Linked DNA regions of Homo sapiens: region 1 is linked to region 2. The links are chromatin loops, found by intact Hi-C in ENCODE. Cell type or tissue: B cell. All regions are shown on one strand. Links, peaks and the distances in the headings refer to the core of each region. The heading gives the core; the rest is flanking DNA. Region 1 has its middle 75 kb from the start of WASF3. Region 2 has its middle 25 kb from the start of GPR12.

The links. A loop is a pair of places that touch in the nucleus more often than their neighbours do. Peaks named below come from ENCODE experiments on the same cell type or tissue, not always from the same donor. Only the 100,000 strongest peaks of a DNase experiment are listed, where the experiment ranks them.
Region 1: a loop joins it to region 2, with 5 times the contacts of the local background. A loop is called at or near these places in 1 of 110 quality-filtered maps.

Annotation. Positions count from the first base shown.
Region 1 is chr13:26,479,966-26,485,343 of GRCh38, forward strand. No RefSeq gene overlaps it. Among named protein-coding and RNA genes, the nearest start is that of WASF3, 75 kb to the right of the region's middle. In B cell, for the core only: CTCF peaks have their summits at 2,822 (motif pointing right) and 3,023; a DNase peak (open chromatin) is centred at 2,806; H3K4me3 peaks cover 370 bases.
Region 2 is chr13:26,782,948-26,788,325 of GRCh38, forward strand. No RefSeq gene overlaps it. Among named protein-coding and RNA genes, the nearest start is that of GPR12, 25 kb to the left of the region's middle. RefSeq lists enhancers at 2,021-2,636, 2,419-2,468 and a silencer at 3,169-3,218. In B cell, for the core only: no CTCF peak of the experiment used is centred there; DNase peaks (open chromatin) are centred at 2,524 and 3,044; H3K4me3 peaks cover 1,382 bases; H3K27ac peaks cover 2,114 bases.

The DNA.
Region 1 (5,378 bases), core at 176-5,175, 300 kb before region 2:
CCCAGTTCTGACACAATAAGCATCACTCTTCTAAGGGCTAATACAGTTAATTAAAGCACACGCGTGCACACGCACACACACACCTGCACACACAAACCCGCACACACACACCCACAGACCCACATCCACGCACGCACATCCACACACACACACACACACACTCCTTTCTGGCCAAAGTGGTAGATAAAGAAATGGCCTAGACTGGGCACCCTGAATATATGTCCATTGCAGATAATTTTGAATTTTCCGTATGAATGAAGCGATCAGAGATGTGAAACAGAACACTCACATTTATTTGTTTTACTTTATAAAGTGTTAGATGAATTTTCTTCCTGCAGCAGCTCTGCCTCCTTTTCATGCTTTGCCAAATCTAATGTTATACTTCTTGTTTTCTTGCGCACATATCAGTGGCAGGGGCTCTGGGCAGTGGTGGCAAACCAGCTAAATATTCCAAGTCCCCCGAAAGCACACGGTGGACAATAGACATGCCAGCCAGCCTTGTGGGGAGCGGGAGCGTTCTGCATGCCAGTCATATCAGGTCTTCAAACCACGGCCTTCTCACTCCACTCCTTTTAACAACCGTATTCTCCACTCCTTAGGTCTCTTTACTTGTCTTTTTATTTCCTTACTTGTTTTCTGGCAGCTTCATTTTCAGCCTTGCTATGGGAAGGCGTGGACGTTCTCCCTGCTTTCTTCCTCATTCCTCCCTGCTGATTAACTTCCCAGCCATCCTCCATGAATTGCCATCATCCTCACAATTCGGTCTAAAGGTGAATATTTTCAGACATCAGCAATGATCACTGTATTCCTGCTGTCTGGTTTAGATTATTTATTGGTTGGGAATATAGGGATTTTCCCCCATTTACCAGTGGTAAAAGTTAAATTTTAAAAATCAAAATTTAGTATTCCAAGAAAATAATCATGGATATAAGCAAAGGCTACCAAGTTGTTCATCATAACATTGTCTCCTACAATAGCAATGATAATAATAATAATTAGAAAGGAACCAAATATCCATCTACAGATTAATTAAATTAAGATATATTATTGCAATAAAAGATTAAAAGCCATACAAATGGTACTGTAGAACAATATTTGATGATGCGGAGAGTTGTTTATGACAGATTATTGGTGAGAAAAAGTTAAAACCAATCTGTATAAGATGGTCCCATTTTTGTAAATGAACCAAAGCTATTCATCTATATTCACAGAAAGAAAAGAAAATACCCCACTGTGGATGAGAAATAACAAATGTTAACAGGATCAGCTCTGATTGCAAGGGACTCATTCGATTTTATTTTATTTTTCCTGGTCTACATTTTCTGCAATACTTGTGTATAAGTTTTGCAATAAGAAACAAATGATGGCTCTCAAATTTTTCAAATTAAAATTTTCAACAAATGGAGACATAGTCTTACTAGGGACCCAAAGGGGCACAGACAGGTGAGCAAATGCTCATTTTGAATCAACAATGTGCTACCAGTAAGCTCCATGGTGAGGGCCCGACCTTTTCACATGGATGCATAGTTTGGGCTTCATCTGAATTAGACTGCAATTAACCACAAAGAGGCCCCTTCATAAATTAGACACAAGTTTAAAGAATAGATGCTCGATAATGGACTGAATGCTTAACTTCCTTGTCACTGGGAAAACTTGTTCCTGAATGGTGGCTGCATTGGTCCACTAGGGCTGCCATAACACAGTGCCACAGCCTGGGAGGCTTCAGTAACAGACATTGATTGTCTCCCAGTGCTGGAGGCTGGAAGTCCAAGATCAAGGAGTCTGCAGGGTTGGTCTCTTCCGAGGCCTCACTCCTTGGCTCACAGATGGCCGCCTTCTCGCTGTGTCCTCACATGGCTTTTCCCCTGTGCACAGTCCCCTGGGGTCTCCGTGTAATCCCTTTTTTTTTTTTTTTTTTGAGACAGAGTCTCACTCTGTTGCCCAGGCTGGAGTGCAGTGGTGTGATCTTGGCTCACTGCAACCTCTGCCTCCTGGGTTCCAGTGATTCTTCTGCTCAGGCTCCTAAGTAGCTGGGATTACAGGCGCATGCCACCACGCCCAGCTGATTTTTGTATTTTTAGTAGAGTCGGGGTTTCACTCTGTTGGCCAGGCTGGTCTCCAACTCCTCACCTCAAGTGATCCACCCGCCTTGGCCTCCCAAAGTGCTGGGATTACAGGTGTGAGCCACCGTGCCCGGCCCTAATCTCTTCTTATAAAGACACCAGTCAGGCCGGGTGCAGCTGCACGCCTGTAATCCCAGCACTTTGGGAGGCCAAGGCGGGTGGATCACTTGAGGTGAGGAGTTGGAGACCAGCCTGGCCAACACAGTGAAACCCCGACTCTACTAAAAATACAAAAATCAGCTGGGCGTGGTCGGTGCGCCTGTAGTCCCAGCTACTGCCTCCAGCTGAGGCAGGAGAATCGCTTGAACCCGGGAAGCGGAGGTTGCAGTGAGCCAAGATCATGCCCCTGCACTCCAGCCTGGGCAACAAAGAGCGGAACTCCATCTCAAAAAAAAAAAAAAAGAAAAAAAAGACACCCGTCAGATTGGACCAGGGCCAAACCACCGTCACCACCTCATTTTAATTTAGTGACCACTTCTAAGGCCTTACCTGCAAATACAGTCACATTCTGAGGAGCTAGGGGTTAGGGCTTCAACACATGAAGCTTTGGGGGACACAGTCCAGCCCATCAGAGTGGCTTCCTTGTTTTCTGAGTGAGAAGAACCTCAGACAAACAGGAAGGGGAAATGCTGCCTGACTTAGACCATCACATTTACCTGACACTGTTTGCAGTTTCCCCTCTGTCCACCAGGAGGCAAACTTCTAAAGTGCTTATTTGAAAATTCTTGGTCCCTGGGGCTGTTTTTATGAGCCTTGATTTTTAACCCTTTATAGCCTAAGCAGTTTCACTAAATAAACAATTGTTGGAAATAGAGAACACTGTGCTGTTCAGTAACATCACTTATTATCAGCTCAAGTCTCAACAGGTCATTCTTCCCTTTCTTTGAAAGTTCAGGCTCATAGACTAATAGTTTTCCATTACTGGATTTGAATATCTCAACAACTTCAAAGTCAGTTGTATGAAAAAAGCAAGTCTTTGCTCCTATTTTTTTTTATCATAACTCATACAAGTTTAGTTTCATTACATCTTCTAAGTACCTTATGAGATAGTTAAAGAGGTATCATGCAAGAGTGGAGAGAAAATGAATTTTGAAGTCAGAGGGCTTGAATTTATTTATTCAATCATTCATCCAATCAACAAACATTTGTTGTTGCCAACCAGGGAATGAGCTGGGTGCTGGATTCAAGTCCTCATTCTGCCACTTGGCAGATATTGCTACCATGAGCACGTGAAACTCTCATATTTCTGCTTCCTTGTTTGTAAAAGGGGAATAAAGCTGAACTTAAAGGACCGTTTTAGGACTTGATGTGGTCAGGTGCTCGGAAAGGTTTGGAAAACTTCAGTGTGCAAAGCCTGTCCATCGTTACATATGTGCCGTGGTTAGCCTCCACTTTGGAGAGCAGTTTAAGTGCCATGTCCAGGGCCTGCCTGCTTCTGAACCTCTGTACTATGTATACGGGTGGGCAGGGTGGGAGCAGGAGGTAACTTATCTCAAATATTCTAATTGATCATCTCTGGGGTAGTGTCCGGGAACACCCACCTGCTAATACGTTCACCAGAGCACCACAGCTTCATCCAGGGCGGCACTCCTCACCGCAGCACTGCTGATATTGGGGCTTGACGGTTCTTGGTTGTAGGGCCACCCTGTGCATTGCAGGGTGCTGACAGGCATCCCTAGCCCCCACCCAGTAGATGCCGGCTGCACACCTCCCCACTTAGCGAGAACAAACATGTCTCTAGACATTGTCAAATATCTCTTGGGGGACAAAATCGCTCCCAGCTTGAGGACTACTGAGCTACATAGATTAGATTGGTCACATTGTTGCCATCAAGCAGACCCACAATTCCAACCCTGTACCCTCTCCTGGGTCCAGCACCCTCAGTCCAGCCCTCCTGACTGGTCTACACTGTCTGCACCCTCATTTTTAACCCATTAGAAACTCACTTAGCTTTACTTAGAAAAACTAAAATCAGCAACTTTCTATGTAAACTAATAAAATATTTTCAATTAGTGCAGAAAACGAAGGCTCTTAAGGCTGGGGTCATTGCAAATAAGATGCCAATACTTTAGAAGGCAGCAGTGAGAGTTCCTGGAGTCTCCTCAGGCTGAGATCACTGTGGTGAAGGGTCCCTAGCAGGCCTCAGCAGGGCTCAGGTCCCTGGCTGTCCACCTCACCTCAGGCAGCTGGTCTGTGTTCTCTCTGCTCCTTCTCAAGTGCTGGTGAGGTCTGAGGGTCTGGGCCTTCGAAAAGTGCTGCTTTTCCTGAGTCTGGCTCAAGCCTCAGAGCTTGCAAAACCCATACTGGGAGTGAGAGCCTCTCCCCTCCCGTGACACCCTCTGCTCCCTCCCACTGGGGCACAGTATGGATGATCACACGTGGGTTTCTGCACGCTCCTCCTTCATTGGGTGAATACCATGTACCAGTCATGCTTGACATAGATGAGCCCCGTGAACAGGTGTGCGTCCCCTCAGAGGGGGGTGTCATGATGAATTCTGGTTTATGAATGAGGAGCAGGCGTTCAGGCACCTGTGCCCGTGGTCACAGGTGAGTCCCGATCTGCCTCTGGACTCATTGCTTCAGCATCTCTGCACCCACTGGGCAGTTAATGACACCTGCCTGGTCAGCCACCTTGTGTGATCTACCTGATCCAATGACAGGCTCCATAGGGCAGGAGCCATGGTCTAGAAGGCCGCGAGTATCTGCCAAGGCACTGATGATGTATGTAGCCCCGTGGATTGACTTAGTGGTTTCTCTCCTCTCTGCTGGGAAGGTATGTACTTTGCCTCTTGAAAAATCATCAGGGGGCCGGGTGTGGTGGCTCACGCCTGTAATCCCAGCACTTTGGGAGGCCAAGGCGGGCAGATCACGAAGTCAGGAGATGGAGACCATCCTGGCTAACATGGTGAAACCCCGTCTCTACTAAAAATACAAAAAATTAGCCAGGCATGGTTGCAGGCACCTGTAGTCCCAGCTACTCCAGAGGCAGAGGCAGGAGAATGGCGTGAACCTGGGAGGTGGAGCTTGCAGTGAGCCGTGATCGCGCCACTGTACTCCAGCCTGGGCAGCAGAGTGAGACTCCGGCTCAAAAAAAAAAAAAAAAAGAAAAAAAGAAAAAAAGAAAAATCATCAGGGAACTAGGGACTTAGTGTCTTTGTGCCTGCTCATGGAAAGGGCTGTTATTAATGTCACAATCATGCAGTCACATCTATGGAGATGACCCTTCTCCTGGGAAAGCCATGGAAGTCTTTGTTT
Region 2 (5,378 bases), core at 249-5,248:
GAGTCCCTGACTCCTCTTCTCAGCCCTTTTCTGACTTATCTCCCATACGACTGCTGCTATCAGTGATTGCTGAGAGGGAATCCTTCTCCTTCCTCCTAGCTTCCTGCCACCCTGGCCTGATCCCTTGCCCAGCAAGTGGGTGTTTGCAGAGCAGGGTCAGGGGCCAGGACTAAGAGTAGACAGAGCCTGGGAAACAGGGAGGTCCCTGGTGTAAGGGGGACACTGGTTACATTTTGGGAGTCAGGCTTGAAGAACCAGGAATGCCGAAAGTCAAAATGGCAAAGTTCATAGCCTAAATGGCCAAAGGTCAGGAGTTCAGGGCAGAGATCCCAGAGCATCTGATTTTCAGGCCCATGTTCTTTGCACTTCATGTGCATCCTGTGGTGGAGCTGGCCCTGTGACCATGACCATGAAGGTGCAGAACTGTGCAGATGCAGCTCCTGCCAGAGCAAATGTGCAGGAAGGCTGGGCGCATGATTACTGCCTCTCCAGGACCAGCCCTACACAACCTGCCTCACTCTGGGAGCCCCCAGTACACTGGCCTCACAGGTGTGTGCAATCCCATGAAATGTGCTGTGGAGCTAAGAAGAGCTTCTGTGCCATGTCAGATGGAGCTCCTCTGACACTCAGCAAAACTTGTGCTGGGAAAAGAGTCTCAGGTTGCCCCAGAAGGCTCCAAGGCCTTCAGTTCAATGGCAAGGTGTAGTCTCACCTGGAATTCATTTAATTAATTCCTTGGGGGGAAGCCAAGGATCCCCTCCAGTTTTGGGGTTCCCACAGCTGTTTGTTGAGTGAGGGTCCCACAGGAGCCCATACAAAGCCTGGGCTGAGCTGAGAGGTGACCTCGGTGGTCTTCAGTTGGCTGTGACTCAATCTTACTGTGGAACGTACATTTCCATAGAACTAGGGCAGAAGTCGTTGTCAGAGTCACATAGGTGCCTTGAGGAAGGAGCCAGGACTTGAGACCCTAGGGCTGATGGATTCTCTTTGCTACCTGAAGCACGTACACACCAAGTATGGGCAAGCTTGTCTATGGAATTAAATCTGAATGTTGATGATGAAAGTGAGAATAAAAGCATAATATGAATTTTATGTATTGCTAGGGATTTTTTTTCTCATAAGAAGGAAAACATGAGCATATTCGTAAATATAGTTTTCTTACATCAGGACAGATGGATATGACCATTTGAATAAGATTGGAACCTTAGCTCTTAAAGCAGGGGATCGGCTTTCTGTCTTTAACAAACTCAGATATGCAGAGGCCAGAAAAGTAGGATCATTGTAGTTAAAAACACGAGTCAGCCACTGAAAAGCATCTCTCTAAGCAGTTGGATTTCAGCTGATTTGGTAAATATTAATATAGCCCTGTGTTTCATTTACTCTTGGATGCATAAAGCATCAAGTCTTCTTTTTCTTATGAATACTCTAAATTAATTTCCTGAAGACAATTTTAGAAGCCTTGTTTTAAAACGTTTAGGGAAAAATGTCTACCAAGGTGATTATTCTGCAGAAAGCCATATTCCTTTTGATGTGTATCAAGGCATGTTTAACTTGACTCGGTAAGTAAGCATTGAGCACTCTGGACATGAGAAATACAACAGTGAGCACAATGAAAAGGCCTCCATCCCTGAAAGCTCATCACCTCGTAGGGGAGGTGACAAAAAGTAAATCAACAAACACAACAATTGTGATTGCAGTAAGTTTTGTGAAGGCAATTTTTGTTAGACAAGAAATTCTGTTAGAACAGGAGTTTGATAAAGATTCATGTCTCCTCTGTGGGTGCCACATGCCCACTGTCTGTCCCGGTCAGGAGGGGTGATCTGGTGGCAGGACAGGCTGGTAAGTGCAGTAGAGCCAGGAAGCTGCAATTGAGGAGCTGTGCACTGGAACTGAGGAAGCAAGACAGGAAAAGGAAGCCCACTCCACCCCTAGTCATGGACCTGCCTCTAGTCACGTTACCGTGGAAGTTCCCAGAACACTCTGTGCTTCTCTCCACTTAGCTCCTAGACTTTCCGCTGGCTACTGTACTCTTAGGTTCCAGGACCAAGAAAAGCCTTAGGTTGTCCCACGTGGTACCTTTTATTATTAAGATACAGGAGAGGAAAAAGGAAATGGCAACCCCTATGCAGTGGCCTTGAGTTGGCAGTAGCCTGGTGGTGCTGCAGCTCAGGGGTGTGCAGGCAACGCGGTCACAGCCCCCAAGCAGGAGGTCCCCACTGCATCTGGCTCAGGCTCTATCTCCAGTGTGATTCAGCTACACCACTGCTGCTGCAACCTGACACACCCAATCACTACAGCATTCCTTGTGCCCTGTCCCTTGGTCAACCTCAGTCTCCCTACATCTTATGTTCTCACTCTGATATTTTCTGCCTGCCTGGGCTGCTCCTCGTTTTGTATAGATGATTTGTAACGGACAGAACTTTGCAGCAACTGTTCAACCCTCTGGGTCAGGTGCCCATGGCCGGTGCTACCACCTGCAGTGCCTGTGAAAGGGGAAGTTCCCTTGTTCCCCTCGCAGGGCGTGCGATGGGGGAGTGGCTTGCTTCTTCAGTGCCCCGCTGCTCAAATCTCTAGGGGAGCCTACAGGCGGGCAGGCTGTGGGGCGCCGACCCTACAGCAGTGTCTAGATGAATGTTTACAGCTCCTGAAGCCCCGTGGGCATGTGCTACAGGGTGCTTTCTTAGTTTGCTGTCTATAGGCGCTTATGTTAGCTCCATTAGACCCTCTACCTTGTCGCAAGGACAGAGAGCTTTCTGTATCCCGGGTTCTTGCCTTGGAGTACCAGAAGAATCGGATCACACCTGGGCTTGGAGAATGAGTGCAAGGTTTTGTTGAGTCGAGGTAGCTCTCAGCATATGAGGGAAGTCAGAAGGGGATGGAGCAGGAAGATTTTTCCCTGGAGTCAGGCCACTCAGCGGCTCAGCAGCCTGGGCTCTCCTCAGACTGCCTCAGCCAAACTCTGCATCGTTCTGCTTCTGCCTCAGCCAAACTCTGCATCATTCGGCTTCTACCGGTGGCCTGCCGGCATGCAGGCACTGGAGATCCAGCTGTCTGTGTGTCTGCCTACTAGGGTATCCGGGTTTTTATAGGCACAGGATGGGGGCATGGCATTTGGGCAGGAAATGCCTGTCCTCCCCGACGTCGGTGGGGGTGGAGCCCTAGCCAGGGACCACGCCCTCCTCTACCCAGCACTTCCCTTCCCCGTATCGTTTAAAGGGACCAGCTGTTCCCTTCCCAGCACTTCCCTATCACCTGCAGGCAAATTGGAGAAGAGATTCCCCTCCAGAGCAGATGATTCTAAAAGGGCTTGTCTTTGGGTGGACTAATTCAAAAAGGAGCCCTTTCCCCAGGCTGTGGCACCCCCAGCAAGTACATGCTTTTCGGCAGCTGAACACTGCCTGGATTTCAGACCTCAACTGCCCTCTAGGCCAAGTGTCTTCTTCAAAGCACAACCTGCACATGTAGTAGCCCTGCAGGTGTGAATTCTCGATCCCAGCAGCTTACTCACGGAGGTGGGGTCAGGTGGTACAAACATGCCCTCTGGGTAGGAAGCCATTCAGAAGAAAGCTGGGGCTGGAGTGGACACCCGAGCCTTCCCAGACTGGTCTGTGGGCACTGTCACTACAGGAATTGCCGGACCAATGGAAAAAGGTATTCTTTCATCTTCTCCTGGTGGCATGGACAACCAGGCCTTTGGGTTCTAGAACTGTGGGCTCCCTTGCCCTAGAAGTCATAGGGAGTTGGTCCAAGTAGCAGAGATTTCCACTTTTAAATAGTCAGTGAAGGGCAAGACAAAAAGCCCATGTCTCAGTGAACTGCTGACCAGCAGCCCCTGCTACAGAAAAGAGACTGCATTCACATTTCCAGGTAGCTTGTGTGGGGTTGTTTTAAACAGATAAGAGAATGCCCTCTTTTGGTGGCAATTGTAACATTTTATAGCAACTGAAAAGCTAGAATCTTTGATAGGTGTGATTTACAAGCAATCTATTTTTTGTGGTCAAAAAAAGTTCAAATAAATGTTTCCAGGTGTCAGCGCCTGGTGGTGTGGCTTTGACTTTTAGACAAGAACAGATGGCTGGTATTTTGGGTTATGCAGATCCAAATTCATTTTGGAATCAGGGAGAAGACACAGTTCATACTAAATCTTCTCTGCATGAAAATAGCCTGAAAGCAGAGGAAAAATTCTCTGACATCACTTCCCAATTATTCCTGACTGGGTAAGCACCGGAGTGACCCAAGGAATAGGGGAGGGCTGGGGAGTCACACTGTCAAATAAAGTCTGGCTCCAAGTTGTCACTTGCTCCCAAGGATGAGTAGCCACTTGGAGCCAAATCTGGTTTGGTTTGGAATAAAAAGAAATGGAGCACTTCCTGCTCTGTGTGTTGGGAGTCACACAGCAATTCGTGCCTGTTCCAGCTGCTCCTCCACCACCAGCTCCTGAGTCCAAGTCACTTCGTGTCTTCCCTGAACCACTCCCATAACTGCCTCTGGGGGCCTGCATTCACGAGGTGCCCTCCAGAACATTCTCCACTCTGCATCCAGGGACAGCTTGTGAAGGCAAACATGCTAATTTCACCAGCCCTGTGCTCCTTCCTATTCAAACCCCCTTCTGTGGCTGCCATTGCTCTGTGGCTGCCATTGCTCTGAGAACCCCATTCTAGATACTGGAATCCAGAATGGGGTTCATAGGACACACTAGCTGCATTTTGCTCCACACTCCATCTTGCTCTCGGAACTCTATCCTACTACCTTCTTTCTCCAAAAACACCCAAATCCCTCCCATCTTGAGCATTTGCATGCACCTTCCTTCCCCTGGACTGCCTTCCCCTTCCATCTAATGCACACCCATCCTTAGACCTCCTGTCAGCCCCGACTCCCCAGGGCAGTTTTTCCAGAATCTTCTGATGGGTCAGATCATGTATTTATTTGACATGATTAAATAGATACAGCAATATAGCTCTTTTCAGTATAGATCTTTGTCATGCAGGTGTCACAGTTGTGAGCTTACATTTGTGATATGAATTTTACCAATGCCCTTCCCCACAGTCTGTAGATACCATGTGGGCAGGGTCCTCTGTGAGCATTCGCTCCTTAATTATTTTGCTCACTGCCATATCTTCAATACCGCATGCTGTGGCCAGCATAAGTAGATCTTCCCGTACTGTTGCCACATGAGTGAATCAATGACTATAGAACCATCAAGCATTTGTCAACAGATGGCCCATGAGGACTGCCAAGGAACTTGAGGCAGTCTGAAAACTCTAGGATCCAAACAGTCTGAAAGCATCAAGGCTATGTGATCTCAAAGGGCCTGTTAGGTCATAAAATGGTCTAATTGTATGATAATGAGGGAGGATTTTTAGGCAAATGATGGATGG